Regions from separate parts of the Homo sapiens genome. Here region 2 is linked to region 1. A link is a contact called in ENCODE Hi-C or POLR2A ChIA-PET data. All regions are on one chromosome and are shown on one strand. Each heading gives the region's core, a stretch centred on a gene start or an enhancer-like site at or near the end of the contact. The rest is flanking DNA. Distances are from core to core; before and after follow the strand shown.

Region 1 (7,363 bases), core at 3,359-5,858:
CAAGTGACAGGCACAGTGCTCATCAAGGATGGTGGGCCATGGGTCATACACCTCCAGGTTCTTTTGGTGGGAACAACAGGTCAATTTCTTCTGCTCAGTAGGATGTATATCAGCAAGAAGATGAGCACACCAGCTCACTCAAAACTTTAAGGAACCAGGCCGGATGCGGTGGCTCACGCCGCCTATAATCCCAGCACTTTGGGAGGCCGAGGTCGGGGGGATCACCTGAGGTCAGGAGTTCGAGACCAGCCTGGCCAACATGATGAAACCCCCATCTCTACTAAAAATACAAAAATTAGCCAGGTGTGGTGGCATGCGCCTATAGTCCCAGCTACTTGGGAAGCTGAATGAATCACTTGAACCTGGAGGCAGAGGTTGCAGTGAGCCGAGATCATGCCACGGCACTCCAGCCTGGGTGGCAGAGCAAGACTCCATCTCCAAAAAAAAAAAAAAAAAAGACAAAACAAAAAACTTTAAGGAACCCATTCACCTGCCTAATTAGTGGAAATGTTTCTAGGGCCACAGGGCCAAAATGCACAGTTGCACAGGTTGGACACTGCACAACCCAAAAGGAGTATATTTATACAGACTTGGACATGACTGACATCTTCCCTGAAGTCAGGCAGTATACAATCTGTGCAGTGGTGCCTGGTGCCGGGCAGTCAGGGTCATCATGAAGTTGCTGTGTTTCTAAGTAAAGGAGCTCCCTTGAGAAGAGATAGGGAAGTTTGTGAGAAATATGTCAGCTTTCGTGGCCTCTGAAGGTCAAGTGAACTCTGGCATTTAAACACAGCGGCCAGAGTCACTACACATCCTGTGTTTTCTTTATGAGAAGAAAAGCTTGGCAAGGGAAATGTCAGCAACAAGGTACACGCAGCTGGTTCGCCGCAAGACGGCCACCCATGTCGTGCTGTCTTCACATATTCCAGGCACTGGGAGGTCTCTCCAGGATTAAGGCCACCACCCTCCCCTCACTGCCGCCTCCCCTGTCATGCACATGGGAAAGGCCTGGCTCCTCTTAGGCCAGGCAGACCACCCTACTTTATTTGGCCTTGGGGCCAGTGGACAGGCCTTCTAGGGCTGCCACCTTGGTCCCCAGGGGCAGTGCACTACACACCAGGCATCGGCAGTGGGCACGACTCCCTCTGGGATTGTGCAAACAGGACCTCTCTCCAGCAGCTCCACGGAGCAGGTCTCAAGAGCCCCGGACCTGGGTTTGAATCTCAGCGGTGCCACTGGCTGGCTGACTGTAGGACTTTGGGCAAGTCACTTTACCTCTCTCAGCCTCTGCTTTTTCCTCTGCTAAGTGGGAACTAGAAGGCTGACCTCTCAGGGCTGCTGGAAGGGACAGAGGGGCATGTATAGAGTCCCTGGCCCATCCTTAGGGAGATGAGGGGAGAAACTTACACCCACTCACATATTCACACACACACACACACACATACACACTCCAAACAAAGTTTCATTTTTTTTCTTTTTTTTTTTGAGATGGAGTTTCCACTCTTGTTGCCCAGGCTGGAGTGCAATGGCGCGATGATCTCAGCTCAGTGCAACCTCCACTTCCCGGGTTCAAGTGATTCTCCTGCCTCAGCCTCCCGAGTAGCTGGGATTACAGGCACTTGCCACAACATCCGGCTAATTTTTTGTATTTTTAGTAGACGGGGTTTCATCATGTTAGCCAGGCTGGTCTCAAACTCCTGACCTCAGGTGATCCACCTGCCTCAGCCTCCCAAAGTGCTGGGATTACAGGTGTGAGCCACTGCACTGGCCCTAATCAGGTTTCAAATCCTTCTCTAAATACCCATCCTAGGCCACCATGTCTCACTGATTCTTTTATTCCTTTTTTTTTTAAGAACAATATCTAAAATGCAAAAAAAAAAAAAGGATATAATAATAAACAGTCATATTTTCATCACCCAGAGAAGTCCAGCCGCCAAGCAGGTGGCCTTTGATGGTGGGAGGCAGTGCCACCCCTGCCCTGCCTCCCTCTTCACTCTGGCTTACCCCATGGTGCTTTTCTGGCGCAGATGAGGAAACAGGGATTTGAGGGCTGCAGGAGGCAGAGGAGCCATCCTCCCGGTTCTCTCAGACAGGACAGGAAGCCTGGAGCACCCAGCTTCACAGAGGCCCCAGCACTTCCGTAGGCCTCGCACCACCTCCCTCACCCGCCTTTGCCAAGCCACCCGCTGTGATGATTTGAAGGCCACTCCGGCAGGGCAGAGAGGCCCTGCAGGTGATCTTGCACTCTGCCTGCATTTCCACCGCCAGAGCCTCAGATCTTTTGTTCTCCCAAATCAATGGCAGCAATGCTGTGGGCTGCCTCAAGTTTCGCCTCTCATCCTGGGATCGGGCGGGGGCTGGGAGTCCTATTGGACAGGGATGCCCCATTCGGGGGATTGCCAGTCAGGGCTGGGGTACGGGTGAACCCTCAAGAGTGACACATCTACTGGGTATTTAGACATGGGAAACAACTTCCCATTTGGCTGCGAGGAGGCTTCGGGAGCTGGGAAGTTCCCCTGCAACTGCCTGTGCTCCCGGGAGGAAAGGCCCCACCCAAGCCAGATCGTGGTCCCCTCGCAGGTGTAACGCATTGAGCTGGGTGAGCTGGGCAGCCTTGGAGTTGAAAGGACCCCAGGAATCCAGTCCAGGTCCCCTGTGGTGCAAATGGGGAAACTGAGGTCCGGACAGGGAGAGGACCTCACCCAGCCGGTGGCTGCCAGGTAACGCATGTCTTTGGTTTTGTCCCTTTAACTCTGTGAGTCTGGGTCTCAGTCTCCTCATCTGTCAGTTATAAATGATAATCCCACTACAGTCCCAGGGCATTGCCGGAGAAGCTGGCGGCGGCGTGGCAGTTGCTGTTCTCTGAAAAGTCCCCACTGTTCCTGCCCTCCCAGCCTTGGTCTTTGCTGGGCCCTGGGGTCCCTTCCTCAGGCTCCTCCCTGCTGAGCCCGCCCCCCGCACATCCTGGCTTGGGTCCCTGCAGTAAGCCCTGTTCTCACCCCCACCCCCGTCCAGGAACAAGGGCTGGGATGCTCTCACCAGCGTCAGCTTCTCTCATGCTGAAAGCTCTGACTCTTGCACCATGCCCAGGCCAGAGCCCTCACTCAATGCACTGAATAACTGAGCACACACAGGCACACCTGGAATCCTAACCGCTTCCACGGTCCCCTAAATGCTCATCCTGAGCCAGAAAGTCTAACTGACTCTTTTGTTGTTCTTTTTTTTTTTTTTGAGACAAGGTCTCGTTCTGTCTCCTAAGCTGGAGTGCAGTGGTGCAATCATGGCTCACTGTAGCCTCCAACTCATAGGCTCAAGAGATACTCCTACCTTAGCCTCTCAAGTAGCTAGGGCTGCAGATGTGACCACCGCACCTGGCTAATTATTATAATATTATTATTGTTATTATTTTTTGAGACGGAATCTTGCTCTGTTGCCCAGGCTGGAGTGCAATGGCATGATGTCCCGGCTCACTACAACCTCCACTTCCCGGGTTCAAGTGATTCTCCTGCCTCAGCCTCCCAAGTAGCTGGGATTACAGGCACCCGCCACCACGTCTGGCTAATTTTTTTGTATTTTTAGTAGAGACAGGGTTTCGCCATGTTGGCCAGGCTGGTCTCGAACTCCTGACCTCAGGTGATCTGCCTGCTGCGGCCTCCCAAAATGCTGGGATTACAGGCATGAGCCACCATGCCTGGCCTCACCTGGCTAATTTTTTGTTTGTTTTGAGATGGAGTCTCACTCTGTCGCCCAGCCTGGAATGCAGTGGCACAATCTTGGCTCACTGCAACCTCCAACTCCCAGGTTCAAGTGATTCTTCTGCCTCAGCCTCCCAAGTAGCTGGGACTACAGACGTGCGCCACCACGCCCAGCTAATTTTTTTACTTTTAGTAGAAACAGGGTTTCACCATATTGGCCAGGCTGGTCTCGAACTCCTGACCTCGTGATCCACCCGCCTCAGCCTCCCAAAGTGCTGGGATTACAGTTGTGAGCCATCACACCTGGCCTCACCTGGCTAATTTTTAAAAAATCTTTTGTAGATATGGAGTCTCACTATGATGCCCAGGCTGGTCTTGAACTCTTAGCCTCAAGTGATCCTCCCATCTCGGCCTCCCAAAATGCTGGGATTATAAGTGTGAGTCACTGTGCCTGGCCTGTTCTTCTTTAAAAGAAAAAAATCTGGCCGGGCGCGGTGGCTCACACCTGTAATCCCAGCACTTTGGGAGGCAGAGGCAGGCGGATCATGAGGTCAGGAGTTCAAGACCAGCCTGGCCATTATGGTGAAACCCCGTCTCTACTAAAAAAAAAAAACAATACAAAAATTAGCCAGGCGTGGTAGCACGTGCCTGTAGTCCCAGCTACTCGGGAGGATCGCTGAGGCAGGAGAATCTCTTGAACCCAGGAGGCAGAGATTGCAGTGAGCCAAGATCCCGCCATTGCCCTCCAGCCTGGGCGACAGAGCAAGACTCCGTCAAAAAAAAAAAAAAGAAAAGAAAAGAAAAATCTTAAAATGCAGAAAGATGGAAAGAATAATAAACAGCCATATTTCCCTCAGCCCAAAGTAAAACTGTCCACACCTCATCATTACTGCTTCTTTCGCTTTCTCTTTTGCCCGGGGGCAGGTGGCGGCATGGTGCACGGCGGGAGGCGGGCAGTGATGCCTGTTTTCCCCATGTTCCCCATTCACAATGGCCGTTGTCGTCCATGCCAGGTGGCCCCAGACCGATGGAAGAAAGGAAGCCCCAGTGGGAGTTTTGGTTTGGATGTCTCTGGTTATCCTCTCACACACTCACCAGCCAGCTCAGGTCCCCTCTGTACCCTGCTCACTCATATATTTTGCCATTTTTCTGTTGTGTTTCCTGCTTGTTCCTTGTTGGTCTGCAGGAGTTCTTTGAATGTGCTAGGTATGAATTCTTTGTTGGTTGTTTGGTTTGTGACATTTACATAAAATAAGATTAACTGGTTTTTTTTGTTGTTTTTTTTTTTTTGAGACAGGATCTTGCTCTGTCACCCAGGCTGGAGTGCAGTGGTCGAACTCCTGGGCTCAAGCAATCCTCCAGCCTCAGCCTCCTGAGCACCTGGGTCTACAGGCGTTGCACCACCATGCCCAGCTAATTTTTTGATTTTCTGTACAGACAGGGTCTTGCTATGATGTCTCAGCTGGTCTGGAACTCCTGGGCTCAAGCGATCTACCTGCCTCAGCCTCCCAAAGTGCTGGGATTACAGGTGTCAGCCACGGTGCCCAGCCAGATTAACCATTTTAAAGTGTATAGTTTAGTGGCATTTAGTATATTCACGACGTTATGCAATCATTACCTCTACCTTCTTCCAAAACATCTTCATCATCCCAAAAAGAAACCCCATCCTTCTTAAGCAATCTCTTCACTTTGCATTCCCCTCTTCCCCAATTCCTTGGCAACCAGCAACTGGCTTTCTGTCTCTATAGACTTACCTATTCCACATATTTCACATAAATGGAGTCATACAACATAGTGACCTTTTGTGCCTGGCTTTTTTTTTTTTTTTTTTTTTTTTTGAGACAGAGTTTCACTCTTGTTGCCCGGGCTGGAGTGCAATGGCGCGATCTCGGCTCACTGCAACCTCTGCCTCCTGGGTTCAAGTGATTCTCCTGCCTCAGCCTCCAGAGTAGCTGGGATTACAGGCATGCACCACCACACCCTGCTAAATTTTTGCATTTTTAGTAGAGACGCAGTTTCACCATGTTGGCCTGGCTGGTCTTGAACTCCTGACCTCAGGTGATCCACTCCCCCTCGGCCTCCCAAAGTGCTGAGATTACAGGCGTGAGCCACCGCGCCTGACAGCCTGGTTTTTTTTTTTTTTTTTTTTTACTTAACATGTTTTTTGTAGCATGTGCCAGTACTTTATTCCTTTATATGGCTGAATAATATTCCATTATGTGGCTATACCATGCTTTATTTAGCCATTCATCTGTTGATAGGTATTTGGGCTCCGCCATCTTTTGGCGATTGTGAATAGTGCTGCTATACCATTTGTGGTTATTTGTTTGACTACTTGTTTTCTTTTTTTTTCTCTTTTTTTTAGATGGAGTCTTATTCTGTCGCCCAGGCTGGAGTGCAGTGGCACAATCTCGGCTCACTGCAACCTTCACTTCCCTGGTTCCAGCGATTCTCCTACCTCAGCCTCTCAAGTAGCTGGGGCCACAGGCGTGAGCCACCATGCCCAGGTAATTTTTGTATTTTTAGTAGAGACTGGGTTTTGCCATGTTGCCCAGGCTGGTCTCAAACTCCTGGGCTCAAGTAATCTGCCCACCTGGGCCTCCCAAAGTGCTGGGATTACAGGCATGAGCTACTATGCCCAGCCAAAACCTCTTCTCCACATTCTCATCCACACTCCTCATTTTCCGTTTTACTTTTATTGTAGCCATCCTAGTGGGCACAAAGTGGTATATTAGTGTGGCTTTGACTTACATTTCCTTTTTTTTTTTTTTGAGACAGTCTCACTGTCACCCAGGTTGGAGTGTAGTTGGTGAATCTCAGCTCACTGCAACCTCCACCTCCCAGGTTCAAGCAGTTCTCCTGCCTCAGCCTCCCGAGTAGCTGGGATTACATGCGCACACCACCATGCCTGGCAACTTTTTGTATTTTTAGTAGAGACGGGGTTTCACCATGTTGGCCAGGCTTGTCTCAAACTCCTGATCTGAGGTGATCCACCCGCCTGGGCCTCCTAAAGTGCTGGGATTACAGGTGTGAGCCACCAACCCCGGCCTTACATTTCCTTCATGACTAATGGTGGTGAGCATCTTTTCATGTACTTGTTAGTCACTTGTACGTATTACTGAAGAAATGTATATTCAAGTCCTTTGACCCTTTTTGAATTGGGTTGTTTATCGTTTTGTTGAGTTGTAAGAGTTCTTTATATATTCTGGATATCTGACCCTTATAAGACATAATTTACAGACATGTTCTCCCATTCTGTGGGTTGCCTTTTTACTCTTGATACAGGTTGAGTACCCACATTCGCAATCATGTGAGGCGGGGTCCACCTTCTGTTCCACCGTGTAAGCCATCACCAGGCTTTAGCCAAACCATCCTTCCCCCTAGGCTGTGAGCCCACCTAGATTCCCATCACCACGTAAATGAGAATGTGATGGGTGCCCCTTTTGGGGTTCCATAGGCCAGTGAGAAGCAGTGAATTCGGGGTGCTCACAGCTCCAGGGATAGATCATGATGCTCAGAGTCATGAGAAACAGCATGAGCTGCAGAATAACACTGGCCCACAGCCACGCAGCCACATGTGTGCTTGTGTAAGGCTCGACACACAGCTAAAGAACAAATATCAGCCTCATTAAGAGGCAGCCTTGGGCTGGGTACAGTGGCTCACACCT
Region 2 (7,363 bases), core at 3,276-5,775, 290 kb after region 1:
GTCTTTGAGTCTTTGAGTGCCAAGTGTGATGAATAAAGAGAAAAGGTTAGGGATATATCTTTTTTAGGTAAAAAAAAATTTAAAAAGAGCAGTAAATAAAACAATGAGGCTTTTTAATGCAGACAGAAGACTGTTGCACAAATGTTTTGAGCAACAGCTATATTTTTGGAGTGTGCTGTCACTGCTTGTAAAGTATAGCTTTTGTTTGGATGTGTGAGTTCTATCTAGTTTGTTACGTAAAAAACAAGTGTCACTTCACCATAGCTGCATCCAGTAAAACAAGGATACTTCCAGCCTGTACAGAGGTCTTCTATGTTATTATCTGAGTATCGGCGAAGTGTGGATTGTATTAAACTTTTATTAAAATAGTGGTGATGGTATCCTTTCATGAATTGAGAGTTAGGATGGGGTAGTTTCAGAATTCCTCCAAGATATTAACTTCAGATCCAAACTCAGGCTTTGCTAGCAGGTGAGACTATATCATGCAAACATCCAGGCTTTAGAGACAGAACTAGGATCAAATATTGGTACCACCAATTCAATGATGGGATCCTGGCTTACCAGGTGTGAAGTGGTATCCCAGTGTGGTTTTGTTTTGTATTTCTCTAATGACTACTGATGTTGAGCATTTTTTCATGTGCTTTTTGGCCATTTGTATATCTTCTTTGGAGACATATCTATTCAATTTTTTTGGCCCCTCACCCCTTTTTTTTAAGAGACAGGATCTCACTTTGTCACCTAGAATGGAGTGCAGTGGCCCAATCATAGCAGCATAGCTCATTGCAACCTTGAAATCCTGGTCTCAAGCAATCCTCCCACCTCAGCCTCCCAAGTAGCTGGGACTTCAGGGATGCACCACCACAACTAGATAATTTTCTTTAAAAAAATTTATGTAGAGATGGGGTCTTGCTATGTTACCCAGGCTGATCTTGAACGCCTGGCCTCAAGTGATCCTCTTGCCTTGGCCCCCCAAAGTACTAGGATCACAGGCATGAGCCACAATGCTTGGCTCCATTTTTAAACTGAGTAGGTTTTTTTTTTTTTTTTTGGTTGTTAAGCTGTAAGAGTTCTTTATATATTCTGAATATTAATCCCGCCTATTTTATGGTTGTCTTTTCACTCTCTTGATTGTATCTTTTAATGCACAAAAGTTTTAAATTTTGATTGTCCCATTTATCTATTTTTTCTTTTGTTGCCTGTGGTTTTGGTACCATATCTCAGAAATCTTTGCTAAATCCAATGTCATGATTTCCCCTTTTTAAGATTTTTTTTTTTTTTTTTGAGATGGAGTCTTGCGCTGTCACCCAGGCTGGAGTGCAGTGGCGCGATCTCAGCTCACTGCAAGCTCTACCTCCTGGGTTCACGCCCTTCTCCTGCCTCAGCCTCCTGAGTAGCTGAGACTACAGGCGCCCACCACTATGCCAGGCTAATTTTTTGTATTTTTAGTAGAGACGGGGTTTCACTGTGTTAGCCAGGATGGTCTCGATCTCCTGACCTCGTGATCTGCCTGCCTTGGCCTCCCAAAGTGCTGGGATTACAGGCATGAATCACCGCGCCCGGCCTATTTTAAGATTTTTATAGTTTTCCCTTCGCTCTTATGTTTAGGTCTTTGGTCTGTTTGGGGTTCATTTTTGCATATGGTATAAGATAATGGTCCGACTTCACTCTTTTGCATGTGGATATTCAGTTTTCCCAGCACCATTTGTTGAAAAGACTGTCCTTTCCCCTCTAAATACTTTTGGCACCCTTGCTGAAAATCAATTGACCATATACGGGAGAGTTTATTTCTGAGTTCTCTACTTTATTCCATTGGTCCATGTGTCTTTCCTTATTCCAATACCATGATGTTGTGATTATTATAGTTTTGAAGTAAGTTTTGAAATCAGGAAGTGTGAGTCCTCCAACTTTGTTCTTTTTAAAGGTTGTTTAGGGCCAGGCGCAGTGGCTCACGCCTGTAATCCCGATACTTTGGGAGGCCGAGGTGAGTGGATCTCATGAGGTTAGGAGTTTGACACCAGTCTGGTCAACACAGTGAAACCCTGTCTCTACTAAAAATACAAAAATTAGCCAGGCACAGTGGCTCACACCTGTAATCCCAGCATTTTGGGAGGCCGAGGCAGGTGGATCACGAGGTCAAGAGATTGAGACCATCCTGGCCAACCAACATGGTGAAACCCCATCTCTACTAAAAATACATAAATTAGCTGGGCGCAGGGGCACACACCTATAGTCCCAGCTACTCCGGAGGCTGAGGCAGGAGAGTCACTTGAACTCAGCAGGCAGAGGTTGCAATGAGCCGAGATCACGCCACTGCACTCCAGCCTGGGAGACAGAGTGAAACTCCATCTAAAAAAATTAAAAAATTTAAAAAATTAGCTGGGCGTGGTGGCGCACACCTGTTGTCCCAGGTGCTTGGGAGGCTGAGCCAGGAGAATCACTCGAACCTGGGAGGCAGAGGTTGCAAAATGAGCCAAAATCACATCACTGCACTCCAGCCTGGGCGACAGAGCAAGACCCCATCTCAAAAAAATAAATAAAAATAAATAAAAATTAAAGGTTGTTTGGCTATTTGGGGTCCCTTGAGATTTCATGTGAATTTTAGGATGGATTTTTCTATTTCTGAAAAAAATACCATTGGTCTTTTTTTTTTTTTTTTTTTTTTTTTTTTTTCAGAGACAGGGTCTTGCTATGTTGCCCAGTCTGGACTCAAACTCCTGGGCTCAAGCAATCCTCCCATCTTAGCCTTCCAAGTAGCTGGGAATACATGTGCATGCCACCATGCCTGGCTTCATTGCAATTTTAACTGGGATTTCATTACATCTGTAGATCACTTTGGGTAGTGTTGTCATCTTAAAAATATTAGCTTCCCAGGCCAGCTCATGCCTGTAAATCCCATCACTTTGGGAGGCCAAGGTGGGAAGACTGCTTGAGCTCAGGAGTTTAAGAACAGCCTGGGCAACATAAGGAGACCCCATCCCTACAAAAAATTTAAAAATTAGCCAGGAGTGGTGGCTTACACCTGTCATTTCATCTACTCAGGAGGCTAAGGTGGGAGGATGACTTGAGCCCGGGAGGTCAAGGCTGCACTGAGCCGTAATTGAGCCACTGCACTCCAACCTGGGCAACACAATGAGGCTGCCTTAAAAAAAAACTGTCTTCCCATCTATGAACACAGGATGTTTTTCCATATATTTATGTCTTCTTTCTTCTTTAATTTCTTTCAGCAACGTTTTATAGTTTTCGGTGCACAATTTTTTGCTGCCTTGGTTAATTCCTAGGTATTTTATTTTTTTAGAGGCTAGTGTAAATGGAATTGTTTTCTTTTCTTTTCAGATTGTTCATTGTTAATGTATATTAACAGAAACACAACTGATTTTTGAATGTTGATTTTGTATCCTGCAGCTTTGGTAAATTTATGTTATTCGCTCTAGCAGTTTTTCTTTTTTTTTTTGTTTTGTGGTATCTTCAAGGTTTTCTACATGTAAAGTCATGTCATCAGGGAACAGAGATAATTTTACTCCTTCCTTTCCCATTGAGATGCCTTTTATTTCTTTTTCTTCCCTAACTGCTCTGGCTACAATTTCCAATACCATGTTGAATAGAAGTGGTGAAAGGCAGCATCGTTGCGCCTATATATATTTTTACAAAACACAGTCATACACCATGAGAGCAAACAAAGCTGAAGAGAAGACCCATTTGAGTCCTTATTCCATAAAAAATTGCAAGAGGGTGAAAACAGGAACCATAACAGGATCTGCAGGTCTTTGCAAGCCCTGAGAAAGTCACCTCAGACTTCTGTCTGGAAAGCCTTCTCTCCAGCCTATCTGCCCATATCTAGCTCCCATCCAACGTCCTCTCCAGAACCTTCTTTGCTGCCGCCCACAAGAGAGGCCCTCTGATGGGCTCCAGCACCTGATAGTACAGTTCACACAAGGACTGAGCCTTCAAGACCATTCTAATGTTCTGAGAACTTTTTCAAATCTTACCGGCTTAATGAGCCGTTAAGTATCTTCTTGGCCCCCAACCCCAACCTAAACTGGAAGCTGCTTGGAGGCAGGACATCTTCATGTCAAGAAGGCCTGGCTTTATGCTGATGAGGGCCCTTTATAAGTAAAATGATGATTATAAACCCTTCTGAGGCCCCCAGGTGACAGGCACTGGGCAGTCTGGTGAGATGAGAGCTCGGTTCCCAGCTGTCCCCGGTTCTCCCTTCAGACTTAGAAGCAGGAGAAATGTGCATTATAATGGAGTCTAGAACAGGGAGTGTGAACTCAGATTTTGGTGAGTTCTAGTTCTGCCAATTACTGTGTGACTACAGGCAATAACTTGACCTCTCCAAGCCTTTTGGACTGCTGCAAAATGCTGCAATAACAGCACTCTCTCACACAGTGGCTGTTAGAGGAGACTAAATAATACAGAAAACACCTGACAGAGCCTCTAATACAGAGGACCTTTCCTTGCTGTTACTTCTAACTTTATTACAGCTCTTCTGAAAGGAGCTCTGCCAGTGCCCTCCCCTTGCACCCCCCTCCTCTCCCATTCCCGTGTCACCACTGCCACCTACAGGTAAACAGCCATCCACAAGCTACACCCATCAGATTCAAAACCCTGGGAGCTCTAGCTTTCTGGATTTCTGGGTTACTGAGCCAGGAAGACCTCCATGCTTCCAGAAGGAAGCCCCCAAACTTGGCTTGCCCCACCTGTAGGGTAAAGGAGCAGGCACACCACAATTTCCTTAAGAATCCAAGCATTAAAACTCCAAGAGGTCTTAGAGACCATCTAGTAAAAAGATTCCCCATAAGTCCACATTTCCTGGACCCCAGGAAGTGGGGCATGGGGGAGGAGGGGCCACGGTGTTGTTGCAAGTTCCCTATGGGCAGTTTCTTGCCCTTAAAGCTACCATTGAACCACTGGTCTCAAGTCTTCAAGGAAATGGCTCTCATTCTTTTCACCAAAAAAATGGAGAAACAGAAGAGAGAATGAAAACCTGTTTATTTGGTTTGAGCCAGGTTCTTGACAGACATTACCTCATTTAACCCTACCATCCCACGCCCCAGCCGCCAGGAAGGTTCTCTCTCTCTAATAGGAAGAAAATGAAGCCTGGTGGGGTGACTAGCCCCACAGTGTGCAGAGAGGAGGTAGCAATACTGCCAACCACATGACCCAGGTCTTCCTGGTAAGCCTGGCCTTGGACCCTGATCCATCCTCAGGTAGAGGGTCACAGAGGCAAAGAAGACCCTGGCCTCCACAATAGACGGTCCAGAGTATTGGATGCAGCCCACCCTCCTGATTTTTAGGTGAAGTCTAAAGACCCTCCTGATTTTTAGGTGAAGTCTTAAGTGTAAAAGAGAGTGCTGGTGAAAGTGTCAAGTTAAATTAGATGCTGGGTCACTTTATTCTCTCGTTCTTTTTTTTTTTAATTAATACATCTTTTATTTTGGAATAATTTTATATTTACTGAAAAGTTGCAAAGATAGAACAGAGTTCTCATTTGCTCTTCTCACCGTTTCCGCTAATGTTCAATATTTTTTTTTTTTTTTTTTTTTTTGAGATGGAGTCTCGCTCTGTTGCCCAGGCTGGAGTGCAGTGGTACAATCTCAGCTCACCACAACCGCCGGCTCCCGGGTTCAAGCAATTCTCCAGCCTCAGTCTCCCAAGCAGCTGGGACTACATGTGTCTGTCACCACACCAGCTAATTTGTGTATTTTTAGTAGAGACGGGGTTTCACAATGTTGGCCAGGCTGGTCTCGAACTCCTGACCTCGTGATCCACCCGCCTTGGCCTCCCAAAGTTCTGGGATTACAGGAGTGAGCCACTGCGCCCGGCTTTTTTTCTTTTTCTTGAGACGGAGTATCACCCTGTTGCCCAGGCTGGAGTGCAGTGGTGCGATCTCGGCTCACTGAAACCTCTGCCTCCTGAGTTCAAGCAATTCTCCTGCCTCAGTCTCCTGAGTAGCTGGGATTACAGGCGCCCGCCACCATGCCCAGCTAATTTTTGTATTTTTAGTAGAGACGGGGGTTTCACCATGTTGGCCAGGCTGGTCTCAAACTCCTGACCTCAGGTGATCCACCCGCCTCAGCCTTCAAAGTGCTGGGATTACAGGTGTGAGCCACCGTTGCAGGCAGTTCACATCTTACATAACCACTGCACACAGGCCAAAACTAAAAAGTTAACATTGGTATAGTACTATTAACTGAACTCCAGATGTTATTTGGATTTCTCCAGTTTTTCCAATAATGCCCTTTTTCTGCTCATGATCCGATCCAGAATACCACACTGCATTTTGTTTTCCTCTCTTTGAAACCTTCTGTTTTCTTTAAAGACCAATAAACTCTCAAACTCCCCAACTTATTCTCCTGTCTGGAGAGCTCAGTTCTAAAGGACAGCTCTGTGTGAGCCCCAATTCCACACCCTGGCCTCATTAGGACACCACATCCTCCCACTCCCCAAACAAAGGAACCCTTCAGGCCAGCCAAACAACAGAGAAAACAGAAGCTTGTTAGCCACACAGGCCCGAGGCTGCTGACCCAAGTTCTTTTTTAACTGGAATTCCCTTGAGGAGGATCCACAGATTTAAAATGCATTTGGGGTGTGCTCTCTAGAAGCAGAGCCACTGGTATTTGATGTATGCCGTTCTTTGTACTTAATGGAATAACTTACGTGTGAGTCAGTGTGTGAGAGTAGCTGGGGGAAGAGGCCAATTTAGGGCCAGGATGGAAATTGGCCATGGGGGAGGAAAGGCCTCTGCAGGAGCCAGCCAGGCCCCAAGATGGTGCCAGGCTTTGGGGAAGAGGGGGCTGTGGCCAGCTTGTCCCAGCCTAGCAGGCTGTGCTCTAATGTCAGACAGGTGGGGGTGGCTGGGAGGATCAAAGTTTCTCTGTGACCTGGTGATCAGGTTACAGTTTCTGCTTAAAGCAGAGCAGATAAGGGAAAGTGGGGGCGGGGTGGGGGGGTGGGATTCACCTGTCCTGTCTTCCTCTCGGCCTCTTCGTGCAGTCTGCTTTGCTGCCAATTTCTTCTTCCCCAGAGCGCCTCCCAGGGGCTGTTCCCCTCGCCCTCGTGCCCACCATTCACCACCAGCACTCTCAGAGAAGAGAGGAGGTGTGCCTGAGAATTTCACAGTGTGCCACACTGTCACCAGCCTTTTTTTTGAGCTTCTCCCGATGACAGAGACACATCCCAGAGATGTGAATGCCACTCCTTGGGAAGGATTATCCAAAGACTTCCCAGCTCAATTTAAAAACTTCAACTGTGAGGCCTCTCCCTGCCAGACTGGGATGGAAAGAAGTAAGATGGAGCCCCTACACTGAAAGCACTCCCCAGGAAAGACCTGCAGCCAGCCATCCAGGACACAGGGCACAGA

What was found. Hi-C counts contacts between places; a loop is a spot of excess contacts on that map. ChIA-PET counts read pairs that join two places held with the same protein, here RNA polymerase II (POLR2A). Pooled maps may share reads with other maps.
Region 2: a loop to region 1 is called in a pooled map, with 2.4 times the contacts of the local background. The contact joins two enhancer-like sites. A Hi-C loop is called at or near these places in 5 of 50 pooled maps. POLR2A ChIA-PET finds 5 or more read pairs at or near these places in 2 of 52 experiments (WTC11 and naive thymus-derived CD8-positive, alpha-beta T cell).

Annotation. Positions count from the first base shown.
Region 1 is chr17:17,624,108-17,631,470 of GRCh38, forward strand. No RefSeq gene overlaps it. Among named protein-coding and RNA genes, the nearest start is that of PEMT, 36 kb to the left of the region's middle. RefSeq lists enhancers at 1,612-2,517, 2,518-3,423, 4,517-4,676. Within about 2 kb of position 4,609, at least 5 of the 41 ENCODE cell types and tissues checked have a DNase peak (open chromatin) inside an H3K27ac peak, as active enhancers do.
Region 2 is chr17:17,914,811-17,922,173 of GRCh38, forward strand. All of the region lies in intron 1 of TOM1L2 (target of myb1 like 2 membrane trafficking protein), which reads right to left. Among named protein-coding and RNA genes, the nearest start is that of TOM1L2, 54 kb to the right of the region's middle. RefSeq lists enhancers at 1-142, 5,531-6,064, 6,065-6,598, 7,133-7,363 and a silencer at 6,745-7,039. Within about 2 kb of position 4,526, at least 10 of the 41 ENCODE cell types and tissues checked have a DNase peak (open chromatin) inside an H3K27ac peak, as active enhancers do.